Linked DNA regions of Homo sapiens: region 2 is linked to region 1. A link is an interaction called in ENCODE POLR2A ChIA-PET data of the cell type or tissue named here. Cell type or tissue: PC-9. All regions are shown on one strand. Links, peaks and the distances in the headings refer to the core of each region. The heading gives the core; the rest is flanking DNA.

The links. ChIA-PET counts read pairs that join two places held together with the same protein. Peaks named below come from ENCODE experiments on the same cell type or tissue, not always from the same donor. Only the 100,000 strongest peaks of a DNase experiment are listed, where the experiment ranks them.
Region 2: POLR2A ChIA-PET joins it to region 1 with 13 read pairs; 8 of 35 experiments call an interaction of 5 or more read pairs at or near these places.

Annotation. Positions count from the first base shown.
Region 1 is chr10:34,769,193-34,776,456 of GRCh38, forward strand. All of the region lies in intron 1 of PARD3 (par-3 family cell polarity regulator), which reads right to left. Among named protein-coding and RNA genes, the nearest start is that of PARD3, 42 kb to the right of the region's middle. In PC-9, for the core only: no CTCF peak of the experiment used is centred there; no DNase peak of the experiment used is centred there.
Region 2 is chr10:34,715,866-34,723,129 of GRCh38, forward strand. The region is part of intron 1 of PARD3 (par-3 family cell polarity regulator); the gene reads right to left. Among named protein-coding and RNA genes, the nearest start is that of PARD3, 96 kb to the right of the region's middle. RefSeq lists a silencer at 1,211-1,350. In PC-9, for the core only: no CTCF peak of the experiment used is centred there; a DNase peak (open chromatin) is centred at 3,656; H3K27ac peaks cover 1,600 bases.

The DNA.
Region 1 (7,264 bases), core at 2,455-4,954:
GGGCTTCTAGGATGCTGGCAGACCTCCACGGATACTGAGCACCACCGGTACGGCGACCACCAGGGCTAGGTCTGCCTACCAACACCCTGACCGAATCAGTCACAAGCTTATCTGCCCACCCCTATAGCCACATTCTCACTTAAAATACTGCCTCCAAATGGCTTAACGGAATGCCTCTGAAAACTGAACACCAAATCGACACTGCCAAAAAACACAGTCAGCCCTGAATTCAGCCCACCTCCTCCCATTTATCCTCTCCAGGTGAAAATCATTACTGTAATTTTTTTTTTCTTTGTCTAAAACCATACCTCCCGGCACTTTGGGAGGCTGAGGCAGGTGGATCACTTGAGTCCAGGAGTCCGACACCAGCTTGGGCAACACGGCAAAAACCTGTCTCCATAAAAAATACAAAAATTAGCCTGGCACATAGTGGCACGTTCCTGTAGTCACAGCTACTCAGGAGGCTGAAGTGGGAGGATCACTTGAGCCCAGGAGGTCAAGGCTTCAGTGACCGTGATCATGCCACTGCACACCAGCCTGGGCAACAGAGGGAGAGAGAGACCATGTCTTTAAAAAAACAAACAAACAAACAAACGAACAAAAAAACAAAACAAAAAAAAAAACAAGAAAACCATACCTAGTGTTCTTCAGTTATACACTTTTCTCAAATTCATACACACACACACACAATTATAACCATTTCATACTTACAAGGGGTCCTTTCCTAAGTGACATTAATTCAGAATGTGGGGTTCCCCTTCTCTAGTACACCCTTACCATCAAACCAGCTCCATCTGGTTAAAATACAGCCCCAATTTCCCTGCTCAAAAATTTTCACTGGCTCCCAATGACTTCCTCAGTATTAGCGGATGGCCCTTCATCCAAGACCCTCCGGGACAGTCATTTCCTAGCCTTATCTTCTGCCTGCAGACCACATCACCCAGCCAAATGTTTCCTGCTCCTTAGACACAAGTCACCCTTCATGCTGTTTCAGTCACCATGCCCACACATCTGTCCTTCTATGAAGATCTAGTCAATGCCATCTCCTCCCAAAAGTCTTTCCTGGTTATGGCCAATCCATGATCATCTCACACCTTTGAACTGCAAAAGCACTTCTTACTGCTGATTAAAACTATCACTTTTTGCCTGGTATTCTAAGCATTCTTAAACGGAGATGACACCTCGAGCCCTCGGCTAGCCTGTAAACGCCTTGAGGGCAGCACCTCCAACCAAACACCCTGCACATAAAAGGGTTATCTGGATGTGATGAAGTAACTTGCTCCCAGACTTTTCATCCTAGAGGCCCTGAGGGTCAGGAAGAACTGTAAGTGAAAGGGAGCCATGGGCATTTCTGAGCAGGAAACTCTTGCGCTGGACCTGCATTCTGAGAAAATCAAGGTGTCCCGGCAGAGCAGAAAACGCTAGCCTTGCAGTCAAGACTCACCTGCCACTTACAAGGTATGTGGCCTTGGACAGATGACTCTCCCACCACGGACCACAGGAATCTAATCTAGAACTTTTGCTTTCAGAGTAAATTAGGAAAGGCAGATAAATTGTATCTTAAGTTCCAGTTTCCTAGGGGTATCACCTGCAATGATGTAGAGATTCCAAGACTCCAGACAGGGATGTGCCCTGTTCTCAGTTTCCATGACAGACCCGGAAAGGTGGGCAGCAAAGTGAGGCCATGGATTTGCCAGCCCTGGGCCCCGTGATCTTTAAGGTCTGACATCATTGGATTTGGAAAGGCTTTGAGATGCTCCTCTGGGAACTCAAAACCCTAAAAGTCTACAGGGTTGTTCTGCAACGGAGATGCAGAACTCCCTGTGATGGAAGACATAAAAGGGAAAGACGGAGAGACAAGAGGAAGGAGGGAAGGAAGAATACCAACCTAGTATTAAAATTGGTCACTTGAAAACATGCAAGCCCTGTGATTTTCATCAGGAAACTGCACAAAAAGTAAATTCATAATGTCTTTTAAAAGTTTGCATTCCTCTGATTAAAATGTTCTGGCTTTTGAAAGCAAATGGTGATGCTAAATGTGCTGGGCACAATGGTTACATCAGGAAGAAAGACGGTGCAGCTCAGAACGTGGCTCTGCCTGTCCCTGTGGTTTGACTCAACATTGCTCAGCCTCCCCTCTTCATCTGAGGTAACAGCAACAACTATGCCCCCCACACAGGATCACTGTGAGATTAAAGGGGTCCCACGTGTAGCATAGTGCCTGGCACATGGGGAGCAAAGAGTGAAGGAAGGCTGGCTACAGTTATTATCACCATCATCAAGATCATGACTATGTCATTAGCAGCATATTTCTGTCAGCGTGTTAATGCAAAACAATTTTTTAAAACAGAAAAGTTACACAAAACTGAGAAAGAAAAATGACGTCGGTCAGCCCGACCTAGTCTTACAAAATTACTTGCTGGCTTTTCTTTGGTGTCTGGTTTTGATGCCAGCCAAGGAACAGTTGTCACTAACTCTTTTCAATTTGGTGGTGTATCTTATGAAGCAAGAGGTGCTTAGACAAAGACACACACATGTTCAGGCTGGTATACAGAAAAGAACTGATCTGATAGAAATGAACATCCTGTGCTTTCAGGTAGAAACAAAGGAGTTTTTCAACAGAGTGAGCTCAGATCTTGTATTCTGGAGCTTCAGAGGAATACAGCAAGTTAAAATGACACTTTTTCCTAACAGCTCGCCAGGATAAGCCAATGAAGATGGGTCACACCTGGAAACAACTTCCATCAACCCCTGGCAGGGGTAAAAAGTCATTTGTGGATCCCTTTCACAAAGGTAAATACCAAGGAAGTTCTGCAGTCTGGAAGGTAGAGTGGCCTACATTCATCTCGCCCAACAAGCAGAATGCAAGATGCACCCCTCCAGGGGTTCCTGCTTTCACTCACAAATCCAGAATGCCCTGGTCAGTTCTATAGCAGAAAACCCAAGCTCACTGGGCGTGGTGGCTCACACCTGTAATCCCCGGACTTTGGGAGGCTGAGGCGGGTGGATCACTTGAGCTCAGGAGTTCGAGACCAGCCTGGCCAACATAGTGAAAGCCCGTCTCTACTAAAAATACAAAAAATTAGCAAGGCCCCCTGTAATCCCAGCTACTTCAGCCTGGGTGACAGAGCAAGACTCCATCTCAAAAACAAATAAAAAATAAAAGGACTTGCATTCCTCGAATAAAAGTTATTTTCTCATTATCAATTGTAAACCTGTTTTTAAATGTTGATACCAACTGACAATATCAAATGTAAGACAGTATCTTTAAATCAAAGTAAATACAAATGATCTAAAGCTTTAAAATGAGGAATACACGCCGGGCATGGTGGCTCACGCCTGTAATCCCAGCACTTTGGGAGGCTGAGGCGGGTGGATTACTTGAGCTCAGGAGTTCGAGACCAGCCTGGCCAACATAGAGAAACCCTGTCTCTACTAAAAATACAAAAAAATTAGCCAAGCGTGGTGGTGGACGCCTGTAACTCCAGCTACTCGGGAGGCTGAGGCAGGAGAATTGCTTGAACCCGGGAGGCAGAGGTTGCAGTGAGCCGAGATCGCACCACTGCACTCCAGCCTGGGTGACACAGCAAGACTCCATCTAAAAAAAAAAAAAAAAAAAAAAAACTATTTCTACATGGTTCTATAGCTTGTATTCTCAACGGAGCAAGAAAGCCTGTAATAAATACCTTTGCAAATACAGAACACTCAGCAGATGGAATGTGAACTTTAAAATATGCCCTTAACATGTTACTTTACCAAAATTACTTCTCATTCATACCCAGGCATCTTGGAAAGCTACATCCATTTACACAGCAAATGAGCAGTTTGTAGAACCACACGGCACACCAAAAACAGCTGACACATCTCCTTGGATTTAAAACAAAGTCATCCCAGCATCTCATTTTCATCCTACCATAGCCTTATCTAATTCTTTAATGTTCTCTTTACTTTGATGAGGAATTTAATTATAAACAAAAAAAGAGAAAATACATCTATAAACGCTTGCCCCACAACTAATAACACTTAGATATTATGTTAGTTATAACATGTTTAACCTTGTTCTCATCAGTGTTCATTTAATGTTTTACCTTTTTTCACTTGGCCTAGTACAAGCATGTTTCATTCTGCTATATAGACTCTATGTTGTTTCTTCTAATGAATAACCGTGGCTGACTTCACCATTTTCCTCTTGTTGAACTTCTGAAGCTATTCTAATGGTTTCGGAAATTAAATAATGTGGGACTGAATATCCTTACCCATAATTTCAGTTCCCTAGGGATAACAAGTATTACAGAGGACTGCAAGGGCATGAACATTTTTGTAGATCTTGATAATCATGCCAAATTGCTGTTCCGAGAAGATGCAGTCTTTTACACAACATCACCAACAACGTCCAAATGCACCAGGCCACTGTGACTTTGCAGCGTCAGGTATGTTAATCATTTTTGGTTTTGCCAATTTAACAGGATATAGGATAATATTTTAACTTTTGAGTCTCTGAAGACTAGGTTTATTCGGTGCTTTTCTGTGGCTTTTTACTGGTTAATTCCCTCCTTTGTGAATTGCCCACTTGGGTCCTTTGGGCAAACATCCACTAGGCACTTAATGTTCTTCTCATAAACTTGATGGGGTTAAAGTGCCTCATAATTGTTTTGCATTTTCAATTAGAAGCTTTCATAATATGAAAGAATAATAGAGACTTAATTCCATCACTGATTAGTTGGATAAATGTTCAGAAGTAAACCAACATTATCACTACCCCCAAGGACTCCCACCTCTGGGAAATAAAATGTGCTTTACTTTAAGCCAGTGGCTTTCCAAGTTACTAAACACAGTCCACATTTCTCACCCACTACTGCTTTCCACTAGAACAAACTCAGTGATAAAAATGGACTATCACCACGTAAACAGAGGGGAGAAAATACACACCTATTTAGAAACAGAGTCACAAATGAGTCATATTTTAACAGCAAAACATACCTGACTTCAATTCTCATTATTAGGAAATTATAACTCCAAAGCACTACTGATGCTAAAAACACAGCACTACATCCTATAGATCTGGCCAAAGAACTCTCCACAAACTGCACGGAGTCACCTTTTAGGCAAGGCTTGGCTTCTAAAATCAAGGCTAAGGTTAAGACAAAATTATCCTTGAAAATTACTTAAATAGCACACACAGTAAGCACATGTGGTTTTCTGAGTGCTGCATTACCTTTCACAAAGCCTAACCCTGCCAATTTTCCTGCAGCATTGGAAGGGATTGCTGTTTCTATGGTTGAATACCAGAAGAAACGCATCTGGCCTGTATTTAAGGAGATGTTGCATGAAAAAAATACATATTGTTAATTATTTTTAAGCAAACATTGAGACTTGAATTAGTATAAGTTAAATGCACATGACACAATGCAACTGTAAACTGATGATAAAGACAAATGAACTAATTTATAATTTAAAACCAAAACAAAAGCAGCAATTGAAAACCACAACCAACTCAACACTACACTGATCTTATACCAATAAAACATCCTTCTCACAATTGGCTTGAATTAAAACTACCTGCATGCACATATGTCATTGCTTTGCAATCCTGCCAAGTACTAAGTGACATCCAGACTTTAGAATACTGAACTGAAATCATCAATGAAATCTAGCAATTTCACTGGTATCTGTATTTGATATAATTTTTCATTTACAGATACCAAATTTCAGTGACTCCTGGAAGTTTACCTAGTTACGAAGATGTATGTAATAGTAGAACCCAGTGGAGGATTTACATCAACACTCAAGGTTTCTCAGTAATTGTGCTCTGAAGTCACCGCTGTGAAAACAAGTGCCAAACAAATAAAGGAAACAAAAAATATGAGCAAAAGTGGGCATTTTTTAAAGTCACAAATCCTTTCAGTTTGGAGACTTACACAACATAGAAGCAGCATAGAACCCAATATTTCAAGCTCATATGACAGAGCAGCTGCTCAAAATACAGCAGCACTCTAAATTTATATACTACTGAACCAAGATTGACCACCAAAAGGAACAAATCAGTCAGGCATGGTGGCTCACACCTGTAATCCCAACAGTTTCGGAGGCTGAAGCAGGAGGATCGCTTGAGGTCAGGAGTTGAGACCAGCCTGGGCAACAAAGCAAGACCTCATCTCTGCAAAAAAACTAGCCAGGCATGGTGGTGTGTGCCTGCAGTCCCAGCTACTTGAGAGGCTGAGACAGGAGGATCACTTTAGCCCAGGAGTTTGAGGCTGCAGTGAGCTGTGATGCACAACTGCACTCCAGCCTGGACATCAGAGCAAGACCCTATCTCAAAAAACAAACAAAAAGAAAGGACAAGTCTCCTTACAGGACCAAGCCTGGGCAGGCAAGCAGAATGCAAGGCTGCCAGTTCAAGGTGCCCTTTGTCCAAACAATCTACTACAAGAGATATATGCGTGAGAGAATGAAGAAATTTGGGTGCAAATATAAAGGAAAGCAAAGTAGATGAAGTATTGCTATGAGAGTTTGTCACTTACTGCCTAAAGAAACCAAAGAAGTGGAGAGAACTCTCTCATTTTTTTAAACCACACAAATTTGTACAGAATCAAGATGTAAAGAGAAATCTGTAGGTATTATTCTAGAATTTAAAAGACATATCATAAGAACTCTTGACCCACCTCTGAAAAAGCAATAAGCAAAGCTATCATCCTCACCACCTTCATGCTTTTCAATTAATAACTTTGTTCATTTTACAAAGTAATATATGGCCAGGCATGGTGGCTTACACCTGTAATCCCAGCACTTCGGGAGACCAAGGCAGAAGGATTGATTGAGCTCAGGAGTTCGAGATCAGCCTGGGCAACACAGTAAGACCTTGTCTCTACTAAAAATTTATATATACAACCCTATAGGCTCATGGTTGAAATTTTGGAAAAGTACGAAGCCAATAAAATTCATCCATAACTCTGACCAAAAAAGAATTGATCAGTTAGGCAGCCAAGAACCCTGGAAGAAAGTGAGAATATAATTTTGGAACTAGTAACAAGAAGACAAGGGAACAATAAACCCAGCAGGACACCATCTCTAAGCTCTGAGAACTAATTTTGACAAGTCCAAGAAAAATATACCTCAGACACCTACAAGAGATTACTATTTATGTGGCACAGGAGACACTAACATACGACAATCTGAGAAAGACAGAATGGCATGATCCAAAGCAATTAATCTGACTGGCTAGGGAGCTCAGTTTTTAAAACAGCAGATCTAAACACTTCAGGGG
Region 2 (7,264 bases), core at 2,400-4,899, 53 kb before region 1:
AAACATTCACTGAAGTCTGTTACTGGTTATTTCAAGCCAAAGATCAATTTCTATTCCCTTGCTAACCTATTTTGTTTGAAAATCTACTGGCACTTAGATTTTTCTGAAAGGCCCTAATATTATGACTCAAGACTTTATCTAGGCCATCTGGTCAGTTTCAAATACAGACATCCATTTAAAATAGGAGAATTTTAAAGTACGGGCTCCAAGACACCTTATAAAATACACATAAAAGAGATTTTATACATTAATTCCATAAAATTCATAATTCCTTACATACATGGTTAGTTCTCTGTTCCTATATTCCCTTATGAGACATTTGAAATGTAATGCGTGTGCCTTCAGTTTATTTAAGAAATTATGGTACATGGTGTCTCAGAAAAAGGAAGTTTAACACAATGCATTAAAACAGAGAATACATCAAGCACAAATACAACTAGTCTGCACTGGTAATATTCCCTAGGATACTTTAAAGTTTCTGATAAAATCCTGCATGGAAGCATGGAAACAAATTAGCTGTATGGGAACTCAGGCAAAACATAATTACACAACTAGTAATTAAAGTGTGAAATGGACTACCTCAAACAACAATAAAACTTGTAACTATAAACTTATCAGATGGGAGGAGGGGACAAAAGAGCAGAGTAGGTTGTGAAGCTTGAAAGCAAGCTTGTCCAACCTGCAGCCCCATGGGCTACGTGTGGCCCAGGATGGCTTTTCTTTTTTTTTTTTTTTTTTTTTTTTGAGACAGAGTTTTGCTCTTGTTGCCTAGGCTAGAGTGCAATGGTGCAATCTTGGCTCACTGCAACCTCTGCCTCCTGGGTTCAAGCGATTCTCCTGCCTCAGCCTCCCGAGTAGCTGGGATTACAGGCATGCGCCACCACCCCCGGCTAATTTTGTATTTTTAGTAGGGACAGGGTTTCTCCATGTTGGTCAGGTTGGTCTCGCACTGCCAACCTCAGGTGATGCACCTGCCTCGGCCTCCCAAAGTGCTGGGATTACAGGTGTGAGCCACTGCACCCAGCCTCAGGATGGCTTTGAATGTGGCCCAACACATATTCATAAACTTTCTCAAAATAATATCAGATTTTTTTTTGCAATTTTTGTTTTACCTCATCAGATATTGTTAGTGTATTTTATGTGTGGTCCAAGATAACACCACTTCTTCCAGTGTGGCCCGGGGATACCAAAAGATTGGACCCCCCTGCTTTAAAGACATACAGATAAATTGTGTGCAGCTGGTGACCTGGGCCTTGATGACAAGGGCATCTAGTGAGTGCAAGCCTTATCTATCAGTAGCCACAAAAAGGACAATAAAATGACTCTGTGGTTAAGTGGCCTGAAACTGCACAAGTCATTTCCTCTTTGTGGGCACCCAAGTCCTTTTGTATAGAAATGAGGGAGTTGGATGGTCTCTGGGGTTCCTATATTGCTCTACCAGTCTATGATGCTATATCAGAAAAATTAAACAAACTCCAGGCAGCCTTTTTCCCACAAGTAGAAATAAAACAGCCATTCCTACCAACACATAATTAGATCTTGAAAACAACCCATAATACAAAATTAAAAGTACCTAATCTCCTCTACAACATTCTGTATTAAACACGCATTTATAAGCATGTTCCCCTGCAATCGCAGAGTTCAAAGTTCTGTAGACACCATTCACCCAGAACAGCTTTCCAAACCCTGAGAGTCTGGTGGAGGTGCTGGAAACACCATAAGCAAGCAAAGTCACGGTCCCACGCAGATTACTGGAAAAGCCTTCTAAGAGCAAGAAAAGTCAAATATGGAGAAGAGCGTCCACGTGGCTACTACTGACTGGACACATTTCTATATTTACCATGTACTCTGACAGCAGCTGGGGATGGCAGGATGGCATGGTGCACACCACCAGTGAATTAAGAACCAAACACCCAGTCTGAAAATAATTGTGTTATGCAATAACAGCGGTACAGCCAAATCTATAATAAAACCCCTGTTCTACAACACTTAAATATTAATTTCGGGGCCAAGCGTGGTGGCTCACGCCTGTAATCCCAGCACTCTGGGAGGCCGAGATGGGTGGACTGTCTGAGCTCAGGAGTTCGAGACCACCCTGGGCAACATGGTAAAGCCCTGTCTCTACTAAAATACAAAAAATTAGTTGGGCATGGTGGTGCATGCCTGTAATCCCAGCTACTTGGGAGGCTGAGGCAGGTGAATTGCTTGAGCCTGGGAGGAGGAGGCTGCAGTGAGCCAAGATGGTGCCACTGCACTCCAGCCTGGGTAACAGAGACTCCATCTCAAAAAAAAAAAAAAAAAAAATCAATTTTGGGAGGCAAGCCATAGGTATATGAAAAGGTCACTAACAATACTCAGTTATGGAAATTGTAACTGCCAACCAAGCAGTACATGAATTGAGAAAATACAGAAAACACTAAAGACAAAGAACGCTTCATGAAGAAATGGTCATTTATTTTCAATCAGGAGAAATCTTAGGACAAAGGTGAGGAGGTCAAAACATGCACAGTGAGGCTGGGCACAGTGGCTCACACCTGTAATCCCAGCACTGTGGGAGGCCGAGGCCAGAGGATTGCTTGAACCCAGGAGTTCAAGACCAGCTTGGGCAACAAAGTGAGACCACGTCTCCACAAAAGGCAACATAATCAGCCAGGCATGGTGGTGCATGCCTGTAGTCGCAGCTACTGAGAGGCTGAGGCTGGAGGATTGCTTGAGCCTAGGAGACCAAGGATGCAGTGAGCTGTGATCACACCACTGTACTCCAGCCTGGGCAACACGACAAGACTCTACTCTATCTCAAAAATAAAAATAAATTGGCCGGGCACGGTGGCTCACGCCTGTAATCCCAGCACTTCGGGAGGCCGAGGTAGGCGGATCACCTGAGGTCAGGAGTTCGAGACCAGCCTGACCAACATGGTGAAACCCTGTCTCTACTAAAAAATACAAAAATTAGCCGGGCGTGGTGGCAGGTGCCTTAATCCCAGCTACTTGGGAGGCAGAGGCAGGAGAATTGTTTGAACCCGGAAGGAGCAGGTTGCAGTGAGCCGAGATTGAGCCACTGCACTCAAGCCTGGGGGACAAGAGCGAGACTCAAAAAAAAATAAAAATAAAAAATAAATTTTAAAAAAATGCATGGTGTATTGGAACAACCAGGGAAACAGCCTAGAAACAATACACTCCATCACAACTTGTGGTGTTGTCCTTATTCATCCTTTCTCCCCACAATATACTGATACGTTGAATTGAGCCAGGCACATGTAACATCTCTGCTAGGGATAGACTAGGGCAGAGCCCTTTTTAGACCTGTCTGAAAAAAGCTAGTGCTCGAATCCTAACCTTCATGTCATCATTAATTGTGACGTTTGTTCTAAACAACCTTAAAGCAATGTAATATACCACCAACAGAAACATCAAATGTAAATCCAGAATTTGAGGTTTCAAGGGAAAAAAAGCATTTCAAAAGGCCCCAAATAAATTTTAATTCTAAAATTTTAAGGATTATTTCATTTTCTTATATCCTCCCTCTACTTTAAGTTAAATCCCTTCTCATCCCTCCAATCTTGTTTAATATTAATAGTTACTTAATACATTCCTGAGTGCAGTGCAGCAACACTTCCTGTTTATCAAAAGACTAAAATAAATAGCAGGTCAACAAGACTAGACAAGGAAAACACAAAACTCGTTTGACAACTGGGGCCAGAAACATGTTTGTATGCATGCAAGAGAAACCACCACCTACCTTTTTAGTTAGACCTGCTCGATATCATACAGCAAGCAGATTATTTCAGTATAACCCTCAAACCATGCCCCTCTTTCCTTCTCCCCTCCAAAAGGACATTTAAAGCCAACCAGAGATTTGGGCAATGAATTTATGAACTTTAAGTTCAAGACTTTCAACTTTCATATTACAATGTAGTGATGAATATTACCAATGTGATATGATTAACAAAATTAGCACCTCCTCATATGTGAAATATGGTACTAAAGCCCATTCTTGCTGAAAATCTAGGATGACAAACAACTCACAGGGCAAAACCCATGTGGTTAGGTGGGTGTTTGTTTTGATGCGAAGCCTCCAGTTTTGTTCCTGTCTAGGCCTGTCCCACAGTCATCTGACATTCCTGCAAAAACTTGTCTTTATTTTGGATGGACACACAAGCAATGGAATTGGCACTGAAATTTCAGCTTATGGTGCAGGGTATGTTAGGATACAATTTCCCCCTGAAGTAAATACTGAAACACTGACATGTGGGTTTGTTTTGCTTTTTTACTTTTAAAAATTTGCAAACGGGCACGGCGGCTCATGCCTGTAATCCCACTAGTTTGGGAGGCCCAGGCAGGTGGATCGCCTGAGTGTCAGGCGTTCAAGACTAGCCTGGCCAACATGGCGAAACCCTGTCTCTATTAAAAATACAAAAAATTAGCCAGGTGTGGTGGTGGGTGCCTGTAATCTCAGCTACTTGGGAGGACAACTGTTTGATTCTCTGAGGCAGAAGAATTGCTTGAAACCAGGAGGTAGAGGTTGCAGTGAGCTGAGATCATACCACTGCACTATAGCCTGGGCAACAGAGCAAGGCTCTGTCAAAAAAAAAAAAAAAAAAAAAAAAAAGCCTTGGAAATAATGCCACTGTGTACTATGCCAAGAATTCTAGCCAGGTGCATTGGCTCAGGCCTATAATCTCAGCACTTTGGGAGGCTGAAGCGGGCGGATCACCTGAGGTCAGGAGTTCAAGACCAGCCTGACCAACAAGGAGAAATCTTGTCTCTACTAAAAATACAAAATTAGCCGGGCGTGGTAGCACATGCCTGTAATCCCAGCTACTTGGGAGGCTGAGGCAGGAGAATCACTTGAACTAGGGAGGCGGAGGTTGCAGTGAGCCAAGATCGCGCCATTGCACTCCAGCCTGGGCAACAAGAGCGAAACTCTGTCTCCAAAAAAAAAAAGAATTCTTAACCCACCTAAAATAAGTCATGATAAAGACATCTGCCAGAGCATACACAACCAATCATAAAAACATTCCAAAATTATGTAGTAAGGCTAAATCTACCATAATTTACACAAAATAATTTGCCTTTAATGATTTTCACTCTCAATTAAAAGGCCCAATGTCATGATGAAATAAAAGAAAACACTTTTCAGGCTGATTAGAGGATACTTGGCAGAACAATGAGCTGCATTATTCCAGAAAGGCAATAGAAGTATCCTGAGAATGGTGACTCGTTTGTTCTAAATCTATATCAACTATTCAAAGTAACTTTGAAAAAGCTTACCTAAAGGAATATGATACAGAGACAGAAAATGACTCGGTTATATATAAATCTTAAGCAATGTTACGCTCCTTACAAAGACCAACAGCAACCAAAAGAAATCAATTCCAGAACTGAAGAGACTGCATTCTAAAATTAACAGAATTTTAATATTCAAATTAAGTTATTTCCTTCCTGTACCTCCATCCTGTCTTTGAAAAGAGTTGTGGAGCGAACAGGGCGTAAAGTAAGCTATGTGAAAAGAAGAAAAACCACAGAGACCAATGCCACAGGAATGCTGAAGCTGCACACAGGGTGTGCCTGGGCAGCCGGCAAGCTGAGGGCAGGGAAGGAGTCTGACCCTCTCCTCCAACCCCATAGCCAGCGAAAAGGCAATACCCTGAGAGGGGCTCCAGAGCATCCCCCAGGAGTGCCCAGCATCCACAGTGATAAGCTGAGTGACCAGGGGGCTCAACTACTTGCAGGGTTCCCAAGGGAGCAAGACCCTGCTCTTCCACATTGCGAATCACACACAGTTCCTGTACAGCCATCTCCTGGAGACATAAGATTCCCAGCTCTCACCAATTATGATAAAAATAAAGTGAGATCCATTCAGTTATCTGCTGGAAGATATAACTAAAGCACTAAATACCACTGCTAATCTGAGTTATGTGAAAAATATATATTTTGGGGTTACACCAATACCTTCAATTAAGCATGTACTAAATTATAACATACAAACTCTAACACTAGAAAAACAATGGCTTTAATATTGTCTAAACAGGCTGGGTGCAGTGGCTCACGCCTGTAATCCTAGAGCTTTGGGAGGCCAAACCAGGCAGATCGCTTGAGTCCAGGAGTTCAAGACCAGCCTGGGCAACATGGTGAGATCCCATCTCTAAAAAAATATAATAATAAAAAACACAAAAATTAGCCAGGCATGGCGCCACGTGCCTGTAGTCCCAGCTACTCCAGAGGCTAAGGTAGGAGGACCACCTGAGCCCAGGGAGTTCAAGGCTGCAGTGAGACATGATGGTGCCACTGCACTCCAGCCTTGTGATAAAGTGAGATCCTGTCTCAAAATATATATTTTTGAGACATATATTTATATATTTTTATATATATACTGTTGTTTTATGTATATATATAGACTGTTTATCTATGTATATATAGATTGTCTAAACAGTAACAAATAAGATTTGCCCGTCACCACACTGTCATTCACTCTTGCTATCTCCAGTGGTTATCGCCTGTACAGAAATCAAATTATAGTTTACCTAGTCCAAGTTTTAATAATAAACTGGCTCAATGCTTCTGCACAAGGTCACTATAAACTATAATCATAGAAAACATCCATGTATGTGTTTTGAGAAATGAGGACTGAAGAACCAGCCTGGCCACTTAATCTCCTGTGACAGCAGGGTAAGATCAGGCTTGATGTTCAGCACGGTACTCCCTGGGGATGTTCCGTCTCACTCTCCAGGGCAGGACACTTTGGGCCTCACACTTCCTGCGCACACTTGCCCCACAATCTTCTTGCCTATGCTCCGAAAGCTGTTGACAGCCTTCATCTCAAAAACATTTAACTTCATATATTTTGCCTCAGCATTTAGAATATCACAAAGCATTTTGTAAGCCACCTTTCAAAACACAGTATCTTCTTTAGAAAGTGAGGCAGAAGGCAGGATATTAGTTTAATATTCCTTTTTGACAAATACATATATTGAACATGATGAAATATTTACCAGTGTAACTATCTGATATCTAAGATTTATTTCAAAATGATGGAATGGAAATAGTGCGAGGGTACAGAAGAAACAAGATTGGCCAAAAATGTGAATTGCTGAAGTTGGGTGACAGGTACATGGAGGTATGTTATTCTCTTAACAATTGTAGTATATTTGAAATTTTCCCTAATGAAAGCATATTTTTACAAAAATATATATATTGGCCAGGCACGGTGGCTTACACCTATAATTCCAGCACTTTGGGAGGCTGAGGTGGGAGATCACCTGAG